Regions from separate parts of the Homo sapiens genome. Here region 2 is linked to region 1. A link is an interaction called in ENCODE POLR2A ChIA-PET data of the cell type or tissue named here. Cell type or tissue: MCF 10A. All regions are shown on one strand. Links, peaks and the distances in the headings refer to the core of each region. The heading gives the core; the rest is flanking DNA. Region 1 overlaps LOC124904531 (a long non-coding RNA gene). Region 2 overlaps CDC42BPA (CDC42 binding protein kinase alpha).

Region 1 (7,326 bases), core at 1,182-5,181:
GTAGTATTTGTTTCACAGTCATACATGGTACCTTGCACTAAAGTAGTCATTAAATAAATCATGCCCTTCTCACAAGGCAGGATGAACAAGAGTATGGATATAGATGGTTTAGAGAAAACTCAGTTCCACTGCTGAGAAAATAATCCACTAATCATCAGTTAGTTGTTTTTATATAGGATAACACGTTATCATTATGAGAAACAACGTTCCAAAGAACAGGAAAACCTAATGTTACAGTAATAAAAAATACTTAATTTTTTTCTGACATTATTTGATATTGTTCTCTAGCTTTTTATCCTGACCTATGTCAATGTCATGCTAGTATCTGAAGAAGTGGTTGGAACAAGGTCCCACATTTTAATACTTATGAAGTCTTTTGTACTGTTTATTGTCCTCTGCATGAATTTTTCCTTGATTTTTATAATATTTGGGGCCTTTATTTATTTTTTCTTTCTTTTTTTTTTGACGGAATTTTGCTCTGTTGCCCAGGCTGGAGTACACTGGTGCGATCTTGGCTCACTGCAACCTCCACCTTCCAGGTTCAAGCAATTCTCCTGCCTCAGCCTCCTGAGTAGCTGGGATTACAGGCCCGTCCCACCAGGCCTGGCTAATTTTTTTGTATTTTTAGTAGAGACAGGGTTTCAGCATGTTGGCTAGGCTGGTCTCGAACTCCTGACCTTAGGTGATTTGCCTGCCTCAGCCTCCCAAAGTGCTGGGACTACAGGCATGAGCCACTGTACCGGCTTGGGGGCCTTTCTTATTTGAGGAAAGCCCCTGTTAAGATCTCAGATTGAATTTTATTGAATTTTCACTTCCCTTATTCTCATGGATGCCTGGGGTCTCCAGATACCATCCTATTTGTGGGTTTATGTCTTGGTGCTTTTTATTATTATTATTGTTATATTTCTTACTGTAAGGAACATTGCTGACAGTGCCTTATTTCATTTGGCTTGTAAATGCTGATGCTTGCTATCCTCTGGGTCAGAGAGAGGTCACAGTCTGTTCTAAAACATAATCGCTGGCTCCACCATACAACTGTGAGTTTAATTAGTCCCCCATACTGGTGTGAAGCGCTGAATCTTATTGCTGAATGAGGCCTGGAGAGCGCATCTGTTCTGGTCCCTTCACCTTCTGGCAGGTGGGTTCCAAACCATTCAAGAGAGGTGGCTGTTGGAACTGAATTGAAATAATCATTTAAAAAATCTTTGCAGATTACAATTTGACAATCTCTTTGTATTTAAATTTAGAGTTATCATCCATTACCATCCTGATAATGAAGAGTTTCATTTTTTTGTCTCCATGAAATAAGTCCTATTTTAATAAAACTGTTCTCTCTTGTTTGCTCTTCTCTAATAAGGAAAACAATGGACAAAAATCTCTGCAAAAGAATGTCTTCTCTGCTTCCAGGTTATAGCTAAGTCATTTCCGTTTTCTCTTCTTTTTTTTAGACAATAGGGCATAGTCTAAATATTAATCAGGTAGCTGGTATTAGTTTCTCTTACCTTGCTATGAGGTAGGTGAGGAAAGCATTTCAGCACACAAGCTTTAGAATGAATCCCACCTGTGCTGGAATCCTGATACTAATAATCAGCTTTGTAAACTTGGAAAAGTTACTTAATCTCTCTCAGTTTTTCTCCGTGGAAATAATAATAGATTCTCCTCTATAGGATTTTAAAGAGGATTCAATGAGTGTAAAGACCATTTGGGCCAAGCGTGGTAGCTCACACCTGTAATCCTAGCACTTTGGGAGCTGAGGCAGGAGGAATATTTGAGCCCAGGAGTCTGAGACCAGCCTGGGCAGCATGGCGAAACCATCTCTACCCTTACCCCCAACAAAAAGCATTAGCTGGGCGTGGTGGTGCGCACCTGTAGTCCCAGCTACTCAGGAGGCTGAGGTGAGTGAATCAATTAAACCTGGGAGGTGGAGGCTGCAGTTAGCTATGGTCGTACCATTGCACTCCAGACTCGGTGAAGAGTGAGACCCTGCCTAAAACAACAACAACAACAACAAAAAGATATTGTTCTACTTACTACTGTTGCATAACAAATTATCTCAGAATGTAGCAGCTTAATGCAATTATTTCATCAGGTTCATGGATGTTATGCATCAGAAATGTGGAAAAGACACAGTGATGAGAGGTTAACTTTGCTCCACAATGCCTGGGGCCTCAGATGAGAAGACTAGGAGTCTTGGCTAGGGTGATTGACAGCTGCAGGCTCAAATCATCTGGAGGTGTCTGCAATCACATGTCCAGCAGCTGATGCTGCCTGGAGCTGCTGAATGGGTGATTGCATGCAGCTTGGGCTCCCTACTAGCATGGCAGCCTTAGGACAGTTGAATTTAGTTGAATGTCTTACATGGCAATGTAGGGTTCTAGTGACAGTGTTCCAGTGGACAAGCTGACACTGCATTGCCTTTTATGGATCAGCCTAGGAAGGTAAGCAGTCATTTATGCTACATTCTATTTAGGACAAGTGAGTCACCAAGATTGGCCTAGATTCAAGGTAAGAGGATATGGACCCAATCTTTCAATGGGAGTGTCGAATTTATGACAAGTTTTTCAAACCATCATAGATAGTATTTTTGGCCTTAAGACTAATTGAGATCACCTAGGTAATGGGTGTAGCTAGAAAAGAGGTGAAGTTCTGAGCCCTGGGCCACTCCAGTATTTGAAGATCAAGAAGATAAGGATCATCCAGCGAAGGAGACTGAGAAAGAGTGGCCAGTGAGGTAGGAGAAAATCAGGAGAGTGCGGAAATTAAGTGAAGGAAAGTGTTTTAGTTAAGAGAAGTGATCAGCACTGTGAAATACTGTTAAAGCGGCAAATGAGATGCGGACTGAGGACTGCCTATTAACTTTGGTAATGTGGAAGTCACTGGCAATCTTGGCCAGAGCAATTTCCAGAGTGTGGTAACTGAATTCGTCAACTTTCACCTCCTTGGCTGCCAGCCTCTGTAGGTCCTGGGTGTGTCACCTCCACTCCCACCTCAGGACCGAAGGTTCACACTGGCTTAATTGGTTTGGTTTTGTCACCACACGTTGCAATACAGTCTTTATCAAATGTTTTCTGCTGATAGAATTTATGAAAGAATGCCACTTATCTTTGCAGTGTTCAAATTTGCTAAGTAGCTCTAATAGCCGACAATATCTGTATTATAATGTTTGATTCTAAACATATTTTGGAAAGTCCCATTTATAGTAGAGCTTTAGTGAGAGATTTTAAATGATAAATTTAAAGATAGGGCAAGATGGACAAGATCCATTGACAAGCAAGTGGAAACTATTAGTCTGTATACCTAAGTAAACCTGCCCTAATGAGGGTTGGATTGTTTTTTAACTTCTTGAGGGACAAAACAACAACAGCAACAACCAAAACAAAACAAAACAAAAAACAAATTTGAAAAGGAAAAGGTAAAAACTTCTCCTATGTTTAAATAATGCCACGTCAAAATCTACTTAATGGTTGTTCAGAGATAAAACATTTGTTTTATTGATTTTATTATAGTTTCGGTTAAACTATAACTGTGTTGATTATATGTGTGCAAATTCTGCCTGTTTGCTCTTGCATTCATTTCTTACCCATTGCCTGCTCTACTCTGTCTTTGGGGACCAGTCATGCAGCCTCCCTTTCAGAGGCTCCGTGTTAGCTTCAAATGACAGGAGATTTGTGGTAAGAGGATTCTCCTCCCCTCTCTCTGACTATGGCAGCCTCCCCTGTAGCATTTGCATCTCTTCTGTGGCTCCATCTCCCACCAGCCCTGGTTTTAGCTTCCACCAGCCTAGGGGTGGGAATAGCTTCCTGCTGCTGCCAAACTGGGTTACCTGACTTGCCCTGCATTTCCTCAGCTCTTCCACCATCCATGGAACCATGTGTCAGAATTAAGGTTTCTCTGGTTTTGGTCGGGCACAGTGGCTCACGCCTGTAATCCCAGCATTTGAGGCGGGAGGATCATTTGAGGTCAGGAGTTCAAGACCAGCCTGGCCAACATAGCCCTGTCACTACTAAAAATACAAGAAAATTAGCCAGATGTGGGCCAGGCGCGGTGGCTCACACCTGTAATCCCAGCACTTTGGGAGGCTGAGGCGGGCAGATCACAAGGTCAGGAGATCGAGACCATCCTGGCTAACACAGTGAAACCGCGTCTCTACTAAAAATACAAAAACTTAGCCAGGTGTGGTAGGGGGTGCCTGCAGTCCCAGCTACTTGGGAGGCTGCAGCAGGAGAATGGTGTGAACCCGGGAAGCAGAGCTTGCAGTGAGCTGAGATTGTGCCACTGCATTCCAGCCTGGGCAACAGAGCAAGACTTGTCTCAAAAAAAAAAAAAAAAAGAAAAGAAAATTAGCTGGATGTGATGGCATGTGCCTGTAGTCCCAGCTATTTGGGAGGCTGAGGCAGGAGAATCGCTTGAATCAGGGAGATGGAGGTTACAGTGAGCATGTGATCACGCCACTGCACTCCAGCCTGGGAGACAGAGTGAGACTTTGTCTCAAAAAAAAAGCTTTCTCTGGTTTAAATAAATAGGTGATTTCTGCTTTTTTGGTTGAACTCTGATATAATCATGTGCGTAGTTCTTTCTTTTGCCCTCATATCAACTTCTAATGCCCAAATATGTGAATTAACAACACATCCCACTTCTTCCTTGTTACAATAGGAAGGAAAAGTTGAGTTTATAGAACCTGCAGATTTTTTAGACCTCACTTGCTTTGTGATTAAAGCCATGGGCACTGGCATGAGACAGGCCTGGTGTTGACTTGTAGCTCCTGTGTCAATTACTAGTTGTGTGATCTTTCACAAGTTAAGATCTCTAAGCCTCAGCTTCTTCCATCGTCTGTGATATAGAGGTAATTTCCCTACTTCATATGGTTATGATGATTGAATAAAACATGAGCTCAAACTACCCAGGACAGTGTTTACAGGTTGTTAAGTGTTCTGTAAAGGAAGCAATTATTAATCAGAAAGTTTCTTTTTTATATACAAGCCCTTGCAGTTGATCTCACTCATGTCAGGAGCCTGACATGAAGACAGGACAGGCATTTGCTGGCATTTTATCCTGGGAGGGTACTAAGCCAAGTCATTCATTTGCAGGGTCAGGATGTGGCTAGGCTAAAAGGAGATGTGGTAAAACATCCTCAGTGTTGCTATACATTAAGCCCTACTGTGGCACGCACCTTGTTTTTGGCTCCGTTCTCCAGCAATGACCCTATAGTTATTCTGAAGTTAGATATACCAAGGTGAGAGTGAGGCTGACTGTTATAAATATTAATTGGTGGATTAATTCTCCTGCTTTTAGCCCTGAATTGGAGGATTAGTTGAAGAGAGCTTGTATTGGGGACTAGGCTTAATGATTTCTGTCCTGCCTTCTTCTTTCCACCTTCCTACCTTCTTGTCTTCTCCTGTCCTCTTTCTTTTCTGAATGGTCAGATTAATTCCCAGCATCTTCATAAAACATTCTCTGATTATTTCAAACAAATTGGGTGTTTGCAGTGGTATACATCTAATCTCCAGGCCCCCAAGCAGAATTTCACAAAGAAGACCTCCTCCAGACTATTTTTCCCCAAAGAATACCCTGCGAGGCAGCCTGTGGCACTCTTGTTTTGCAGGAACACTTCAAGCACTGTACAGCTGCTGGGCTGTGCCTTTCTTTGGCTTAAGACCGGTTTCATTAACAAGCATGTTCACACTTCAACCGGAACATTTAAAATAACACCCGCACAATGTGTTTAGTGTCTAGTTAATTATTAAGTCTCTGAGCTTGAATTATTCAAGCAAAATTGATTGGGTTCAAGCTCCTTCCTTCTCTTTGTGTGTGTGTTTTTTAAAATAAAAATAAATTCTGCTCTCTACTTTCTAAATAATGTGGAAAGGGTTATTTAGCAACCATCAATACCCTGGACTGTGGGTGGTACCCAAGCGCTAATAGAATAGGTAAAGAACTGACAGCTTGACTCTTTTGTTAAAAAAAAAAAAAGTATCTACATCTCATATACTTCCATTGTCAATTAGCATTTAGTGAGACCTAACATGTTTTAGGTTCTCCTTTAAACTTCTTTCTAGTTATTTGTAAGTTGGAAAAGCAGGTATCTTGGAGCCATTTCTTTAGTTAACCGTACTTGAAAAAGCAGAAGAAATTGCTTCCTTCTTTGCTACCGCATCTTATGGTCAAATGAAACTGTTAAAATTGGCTTCACCATTAAAATCCATGTTGTTGAAGAATGTTTGTTGAACTGAAAAAATGTCCATAATATATTGCTAATTGCAAGCAAGAGGCTATAAAACTCTTTTATTATGTATCATTTTTGTTAAAGTGCATAGGAAAAAGACTTGAATAATAAACACCAAAATATTGCTTATTATCTGTGTTAGGATTAAACTTTTCTACTACTTTTAGAATTAGACAACACACACCCATATAAAGATGTCATGGCTGGAAATGACTGACCTTTTGTTTGAATCTAAGTATCATTCATGTCAAGACCGCATTGAAAATAATGCTGTTCTTAAGCCAGGCAAGTGTAGACGTTGTAGATTTCATAAAAGATTCACACTATTTCATGAATCACAACTTGAATCGACTTCTGTTAGCCTTCATTTTACGTCTAGGCCCTCATTTCTAATTCTTCCTCAGCTTCCATATTATCAAGATGTAAGATGCAATTGTGGACATGAACATAGAAACACAACCGCCTCACAGGTGTGGGGAAGGAATATAAAATAATTGTATTTTAGAGAACGACCATAAAGGAGATGGCAATTTTGAGAGAAAGTAACAGAACTGCAATGACCTAGTTTTGTGGTGTTAATTTAAATGTGGCATCTTCCATGAGAATTTTATAAAGGGAGCTCTCCTAAAACCGAGATTCACAAAAACCTGGAAGGGCCCTACAGGGATCAGGTGCCCTAGCTATTCAGCGATTTGCCTTTGCTTCCCTAATTCCTGCATTGTGCCACTGGGTTACAAGTGTGTGTGCGCATGCACACAGGGGTGTAGGTTTGATGACAGTGGTGAACTGCCTTGACTGCCTTCACAGGCTGAATCCCCCGCAGGCAGTAACCATGGCTAGGGAAAAACAGGCAGCCGCGAGGACAGTTCCGGAGGAGACAACACCAGGCTCCCGTAGGGAAACTTTTGGGAATGGAGATGGGGGATTCCATCCTTTGCGTGCAGACCCAAGACTTCGATGGTAGCTCGGACAAGTCTGTCATTGTTTTTGTCCTGGGAAATGACACACGAAGTGCTGTAATTAGACACCTAAGAAACGATTACTCTGGAGTGTGCGCGAACCGAATCTGGGGGGCCGGTGGGGAGCAGGTAAGGGGCTGAAAG
Region 2 (7,326 bases), core at 1,337-5,336, 260 kb after region 1:
ACTTGCGGGGGGAGGGAGCAGGGAGTTACGGGATTGTGGACAGAGGGAGATTTCAATTTAGTTAGAATTGTCCCTTGCTTGGCAAACAAAAAGGGTGAGGAAGGGATTGAGAAATGAGTATGAAGACATGGGCAAAGGCCAGAATAAGGGTCTATGTTTCTCAACTTTATACTTCATATTACAGAGCTTAGGTTTAATCAGTCCCATATGTAATAATTATTAAAAGATTTAACAGAAGAGAAAGGTGACAGCTTCATTTTGGACAAGTTAAGTTTGAGATTCCTAAGGGACATCCAGTTGGAGATGTCCAGCAGACAGTCAGATATTTAATATATGCGTCAGGAGTTTAAGGAAGAGGAGTGGACTGGCAACAGAGATTTGGAAATAATCAGAGTTGAAAGTGGATGAGATTCCCCAAGGGGCAGATTGTAGCAGTGAGCCAAGGACAGAAACCTGGAATCTCCATTGAAGAAAGGGTGAAGGAATAGGACTCCACAAAAGCTAAGAAAGCAATCGTTGAGAAGTATGTGGTTACTTAGGAAAGTACCTGTCAGAAAAACTAGAAGAGCAGATAATTTTAAGGAGGGGAATGGTCAGTGTGATGGTATGGCAGAGGTGGTTGGTCAGATAGGACAAACCAGAAATACTGACCTGAGTATCAGATCAAAGCAGAATCTGAATTGCACTGTATTAGAAGTTAATTGGGAGTTTAGAAAATACAGACGGCATTTGTATACCATTTTTCAGAAATCTGGCTGAGGAAGTTTTGAATCCTGGCTCTACCACTTAATAGTTTTATAACCTTAGGCAAGTTGATCCATCTTCTACATCTTTAAAATGAGGATCATAATTCCTACCTTATAGGGTTTCTGTGAGAATTAAAATAATTCATATATGTAAAGCACTTTGGAAAACGATCTGCATATACTCTGCACATAATAAATGTTATTATGATTATTAAGGAAGAAGGGAGATAGATGATAGCTAGAGGAAGAGTTGGAGTTGATTTGTTTATTGTTTGGTTGTTTGGTTTTGGGGGCAAGAAGGAATGAGAGAGGTTCTTCCCATTAATAACTGAGGAAAAGTAACTAGGTTTGAACCTGAGACTTTAGCCTCCATAATGGAAAAACTTCTTTAGAACTCTCCGGGCCTTCTAATCCTGGTTTACTATTAACTCTGCAGGACACAGTGTTCAAGTTATCTTCCATTCCATTTCCTATGGAAAGAAAGAATATTTCTGGCCAGGCGCGGTGGTTCACACCTGTAATCCCAGCACTTTGGGAGGCCGAGGCAGGCGGATCACTTAGGTCAGGAGTTCGAGACCAGCCTGGCCAACATGGTGAAACCCCATCTCTACTAAAAATACAAAAATTAGCCGGGCATGGTGGCGCGCACTTGTAATCACAGCTACTCGGGAGTCTGAGGGAGGAGAATCACTTGAACCTGGGAGGTAGAGGTTGCAGTGAGCCGAGATCGCACCACTGCATCCACCTGGGTGACAGAGCAAGACTCTGTCTCAAAAAAAAAAAAAAAAAAAAAAAAGTACCTATTTACTTACCTGCCAGAGTTATTGTAACACTAATACTGAATTTTTGGTAGTGTTTCTCATTCTTGAACTTTTCCTTTTTTCTTAAATCTTCTATAACTCCTGTAGACCTAGTCTATAAGTTCCCTCCTCTAGGTCCCCAAGAAAATCTTCTCTGTCCCTCCTCTAGGTTCCCATACAAACCTTGTACATATCTCAGTGATAGCATTTGTCACATTGTTGCTGGCATGATGTCTTCTCTACCAGTCTGTGAACTTCCATGTCTTGTTTATCTTTCAATCCCTTGCAAAGTCGGCTTAGTATCCAACGTATTGTGAGCTCACAACAAATGTTAGGTTGCACTGAATGTTAGAAATTGCCGAAGTAGATATGGTTCATATTAGTGAAGCTCTACTGCTGGAGCATCACAAAAATATTTTGATTGGGAGGCCAAGGTGGGTGGATCACGAGGTCAGGAGATCGAGACCATCCTGGCTAACATGGTGAAACCCCGTCTCTATTAAAAATACAAAAAATTAGCCGGGCGTGGTGGTGGGCACCTGTAATCCCAGCTACTCAGGAGGCTGAGGTAGGAGAATGGCATGAACCCAGGAGGTGGAGCTTGCAGTGAGCCAAGATTGCGCCACTGCACTCCAGCCTGGGCGACAGAGCGAGACTCCCGTCTCAAAAAAAAAAAAAAAAAACAAAAAAAAACTTTTTGAGATAATTGTTCCTTTTTTCCTAATTACTTAATTCTTTAATGTTAGAAAGGTGAAAGTCCCTCTTTTGACTATGGCTGAAGTTGAGTCAGGATGGAGTATTGTTCAAATAACTTTTAATTTTAATTTATTATCATTAATTCTGAAATCCTAACTTAGCCCTTGTCATTTAAAAGAATCATTTTTGAAAAGAGTAAAAATTTACTAGGTAAATGTCTAACGCCAGGCTAGTTCATTATTTTATTGAATGTTTGCCAGCACTAAATCAGAAATATCTAGATCCTTTTTGTTCTCATTTGTTCCAGTCTGCTACTGCCAACCTTTCCAGAAAAGAAATTGTCTATCACTTGATGAAGGCTTATTTTGTGGGTCACTGTACATGGGCCAGTGAAAAGTTTGTCAACCTTAGACGTAGTCCAAACAACTGTTTCTTTACCATCCTATCCTCCAGTTTTTCCTAAAAATACATGTACATTCAACCTATCCAAAACTGTGGCTTTATATGTATGTTTATATACTTTGTCTGTTAATACAATAGTAGTCCTTGAGAGTCTTATGTGTGTAAATATTTGTAACATGTCCTATTCTCCTTTCTCTGTTGAAGCGCTCTCCATCCTGTACTCCAGCTAGCAAAGGCAGACGTGTAAGAGACTTTTGCACTTTATGTACCCATCCTGAGGCCTTTTACCCCTCTCTCATCCTTTTGCCTGTGATTGCGGAACCTGTTAATGTTTTTGTGGTATATTATTACATCTATTGCATGCTTTGTGCTGCTGCTCCTGCTGTTGCTGTGCTGCTTTTATGTTTTTGTTTATGTTTTTTTTTTGGCTTTGGCCGCAAAGCTTTAGGAATGTTCATATAAATCACTATAACCAAACTACTAAAATGATATCTTTTTTAGTTTGATCAAGGGGAAAAGTGATCCTAAAGTATGCCTTCTAAGTAGTCAAAGTACATGAGCTCCTAAGAATCTTTTGTAAGCAAGTATGTAGATTGTTTCTTAGAGATTTTAATTATGTAGAAAGAAAACTTGATCATTCATGTTGTACAACATTCAAAAATGATTTGGAACAAATTATACATCTTATTGACTATAATTTATGTAAATCAGTTCTAGAGAAATCTTGTTTTTTTTTTTTTAATGTAGTTCAGAGGAATCTCCCAAACTAATTATCTAGATCTGAGGAAATAATGTTAATAATAAAGCCTTTCTATTCTAAGATAATTCCAAGATTTAAAAAATATCAGTAACATTATTTATATATGTATTATTAACAAACTGTAAATATCTTCCTATACTAATCCTAGCTCTGTGTTTCTCAACTTGAAATGAGTCAGCCACTACCTCTGTGCTACAAGATTCTGACATGCCCAGAGATGGAATTTTTCTAAACCAGCCACATCCCAACACTAGTCATAAACACACATACATACTCCCTATTTGAAAAGCGACAGGGTAGCTGACAGTGTTGGGATTTTCATATACTATGTAAAATAGTAACATTCAAAAGGAAAGTCAGTGATGGATACAAATTCGTAATGTTCACCAGTCATCTCCGTGGAGACTGATCAACACTTTACATTCCGAATTCTTAGACTCGGAAAGTTCTAGATGAGGGAATTCTGTGGTTTGTGGTAGGCATGGGAAGCAGTAGGGGTGGCCTGCTGCTTCCTGTGGTCCTGTCTTTCTGGTATGTTGGAGGGTTGGTTGTAAAATAAACATGAATAACTCTAATATAGCATATATAATATTTTCGGATTACAGCTTAATAATGAATAAGCATTTCAGATACCTGTACTATGGCCAGTAGAACTGCATTCAAGTGATATCTCATTAATTATTGTGTTTATGAAAGATTACTAGTTCAACTGATTGCTTGATTATTTTGAAACTTGTAGAGACTTAAAACCATTAGATATTTGGATTTATCAAATGAATCTGAATATATGTTGATTACATTACATAACCTCTAGAAGGGAAAACCAATATGTTGTGTGCCCAGTTATATTAGGGTCAAATCACCAGCCCGTGAATTGACTAAATTTTTAACTACTTGCTGTTTTTTCAATAAGGTTATAATTTAGGATTTGTTTCTCTCATTTTATTATGGATTAATTATGTCTCACTTGCCTTGCAGACTTTCTGGGGCCTTGGACACCTAGAACATTTTTTGTGAATCTTGAAATAAGAAAAAAATTTTGGAGGGAAATAGCTGTTATAAGGTCTCTCCTTAATTCTATGTCTTTATTCTATGAGATATGAATAAACTATAATTAACCATAATCTATTGACTTATTATTACATATGATTATTTTAAACGTAGATATAATAGGCTTGGTTATCTGCTTTCCTGGCCTCCTTCAATTTTTCTTTGGTTAAGTATCTCACAAAAAAAGTCAGCCACTGAAAAGTAATAGTGCCTGTGAAGATGCTTGAAGAATTACAAATTACTCAGCTGTTAAATAGAAGCATCTCAGTGGTATAGTGTAGAACCTCAGTGTTCCCTGGGACATCAGTGTATTTCAGTAGGACACATGCAGTTACCATTCTTAACAATGGCCTCTGTTGTAACAGTAGCATAAGATTTTATGTTATATACCATGTTTTTAGACAAGAAAATATGCAGTATTTTAATAAATTTAAAATTAACTATGAAATGTCATATGAATGAGGTAGTATTACAAAATAATGTTTCTTGCATTCTTGTTTCTAGTATGCTATTAAACCTCATTTACAGTTTGAATGATTTTCTTTATAAATAGTATTAAGTATAGTAGAAGAAAAAGTTTTTATTGATAGTATTGTTAATGTCCAAATACAAATGATGAGAGAGATTTCCACAGTGCTTTCATTAATAGTGAGAAACACTGAATGTATTATTTCAGATTGTTCATTTAGAGTTTGGAGCAGAGATTTTATAGCCCACGTATGGCTTAACTTTCTCTTATGTTTTCTTAGAATATGTGTAAATTCTCCAGACTAGATATTCCAATCAGTATATTGAAAATAACTTGAGAATAAATTTTCTTAAAGGGAAACAAGGTGCATTATGTATAACTAGTAAGCTTACCCTTACTGGTCACAACCTTTAGTCATTTGTTAGGATTTGTTCTAGCGCAATAAAATGTATTTACTGTTTTCCAAATGATATAGTACTTCTGTAATACTGTTTTTGTATCATAAGTTCAATTAACAGAAATAAATATATCACTAAAAGATTTGAGTTTATACTTGTTCTCAATACAAAATATTAAATTACCTTCTACTTTGTTTTCAAAATACTTCTAGCTAGAGGATAAAGAAAATTGATAGAAACTGGATTTTGGCCAGGCATGGTAGCTCACGCCTGTAATCCCAGCACTTTGGGAGGCCAAGGCGGGAGAATCGCTTGAGCCCAGGGTTTGAGACCATCCTGGGCAACATAGGGAGACCCTGCCTCTACAAAAAAATTTTTTAAAAATTAGCCAGGCATAGTGGCACATGCCTGTGTTCACAGCTACTCTAGAGGCTGAGGTAGGAGGATCAGTTCGGCTCAAGAATTCAAGGCTGTAGTGACCCGTGATTGTGCCACTGCCCTACATCCCAGGGCAAGAGAGAAAGACCTTGTCTCAAAAAAAAAAAAGAAAAGAAAAGAAAAGAAACTGGGACTTTTTAACTTACAGTTTATGTTTACCAATAACAAACAACTTGTTAGATGCAAGCTAGTTTTTAGTAGGTTGACCATATATAATCCATATCACATCTTGGTGTTTTTTACTTTGAAGCAAGGTTTCTTATGAGAGGGGTTGTTACTTGTGCAAATCTGTAATTATTTAGGCAGTAGAAAAGGCCTGTTGATACATATTCAAGATGAGTGGTTTTAGTTATTTTTATTATTTATAGGAAAACCATGCTGTCCATAATTTGAGGAATTCTTGATAAGTGGGTCATCTAAAAACCAGTTCTGTGATCCTGGGCGGCGGGGGGACCTTTTTAAATGTACTACTGTAAAAATACATTTGAGGATCTTTTAGTAGAAAAATCCTAACAGCTTCAGGGACCATTATGAACATTTTGCATTAAAATGTTTTGCAGTATGGACAGTACCACTAATATTCAGCTTTTCCTCTTTTTTTTTTTAACAGAGCATTAAGTAAAATGATACTGAAATATAGTAGATGTTTCTAATGACTGTTCGTCAGAGTAACACCTTAAAGTATGTTTACTTAGGAAAAGAAAATTAGCTAACAAAAAAAAATTGCATTTACTTAAAGATATTTCTTATATTGAATTTATAATATCTCTGCTACTTATGTATGTTTATTAGCTTTTGCTGCATTATTATACTTAATGCTATAGTATTTTAGCACATAAAAAATGACAAAAAGAATATTTTAACTTCCATGGCTAAAATATTAATAATGATTATGTTTGTTTTTAAGGTTTTAAAATACTTTGTAATAAAATAACTAATGGTATTAATCAGTTGCTTTGCTGCTATACTATATCAGAGTCATTGCCAATTCATAATTAAACTGAATCATAGGCTGTCTTTAAATGCCAGCATGTATTCATTGAATATTCTGAAAGTTTAATAGAATTAATTGCTTTTTAGTGGATAGAATAAGCCATTAATTATAAATGCATTGGTAGGCATTTAATTGTGGTTAAAATTAGTAACTTCCTGAAAATTCCAGTCTGGTTGGCGATAATTAAAACTTGAATAAAGAAAATAAGTGATTTGTGGTGTAACACTTTTGAGATATTGTTTACACTGGCGGTAACCGAGAAATGAAATACTTAAATCTATTAATGTTATTAGCATTAGTTTCATTTAAAAGGCCTGGACATTTTTTTTTATATTTGAAATGGTTTTTGCCCTGAGTTTATTCACCTTTACCAAGCTTTGTCCTTTGTCTTTAAAAGAAACACACTTTGAAAGTAAAGTGGTAATTTTTAAATTTTAATTATTATATTCATAGGTTTTTAAAATTAAAGATATGACTATCACTATAAATGGCATAGTTCAACTTTTTAATATGCCTAATACCATCTCAAAATATTTCAGTATTTTCACTTATTTTTAATATTTTTTATAGGAA

What was found. ChIA-PET counts read pairs that join two places held together with the same protein. Peaks named below come from ENCODE experiments on the same cell type or tissue, not always from the same donor. Only the 100,000 strongest peaks of a DNase experiment are listed, where the experiment ranks them.
Region 2: POLR2A ChIA-PET joins it to region 1 with 5 read pairs; 1 of 35 experiments calls an interaction of 5 or more read pairs at or near these places.

What each region holds. Positions count from the first base shown.
Region 1 is chr1:227,319,003-227,326,328 of GRCh38, reverse strand. LOC124904531 (a long non-coding RNA gene) reads right to left here. Exons shown (of 2, transcript XR_007066911.1): 2 at 6,268-7,215. Among named protein-coding and RNA genes, the nearest start is that of CDC42BPA, 4.2 kb to the right of the region's middle. In MCF 10A, for the core only: no CTCF peak of the experiment used is centred there; DNase peaks (open chromatin) are centred at 2,488 and 2,938.
Region 2 is chr1:227,054,934-227,062,259 of GRCh38, reverse strand. All of the region lies in intron 21 of CDC42BPA (CDC42 binding protein kinase alpha), which reads left to right. Among named protein-coding and RNA genes, the nearest start is that of COQ8A, 120 kb to the right of the region's middle. In MCF 10A, for the core only: no CTCF peak of the experiment used is centred there; a DNase peak (open chromatin) is centred at 3,609.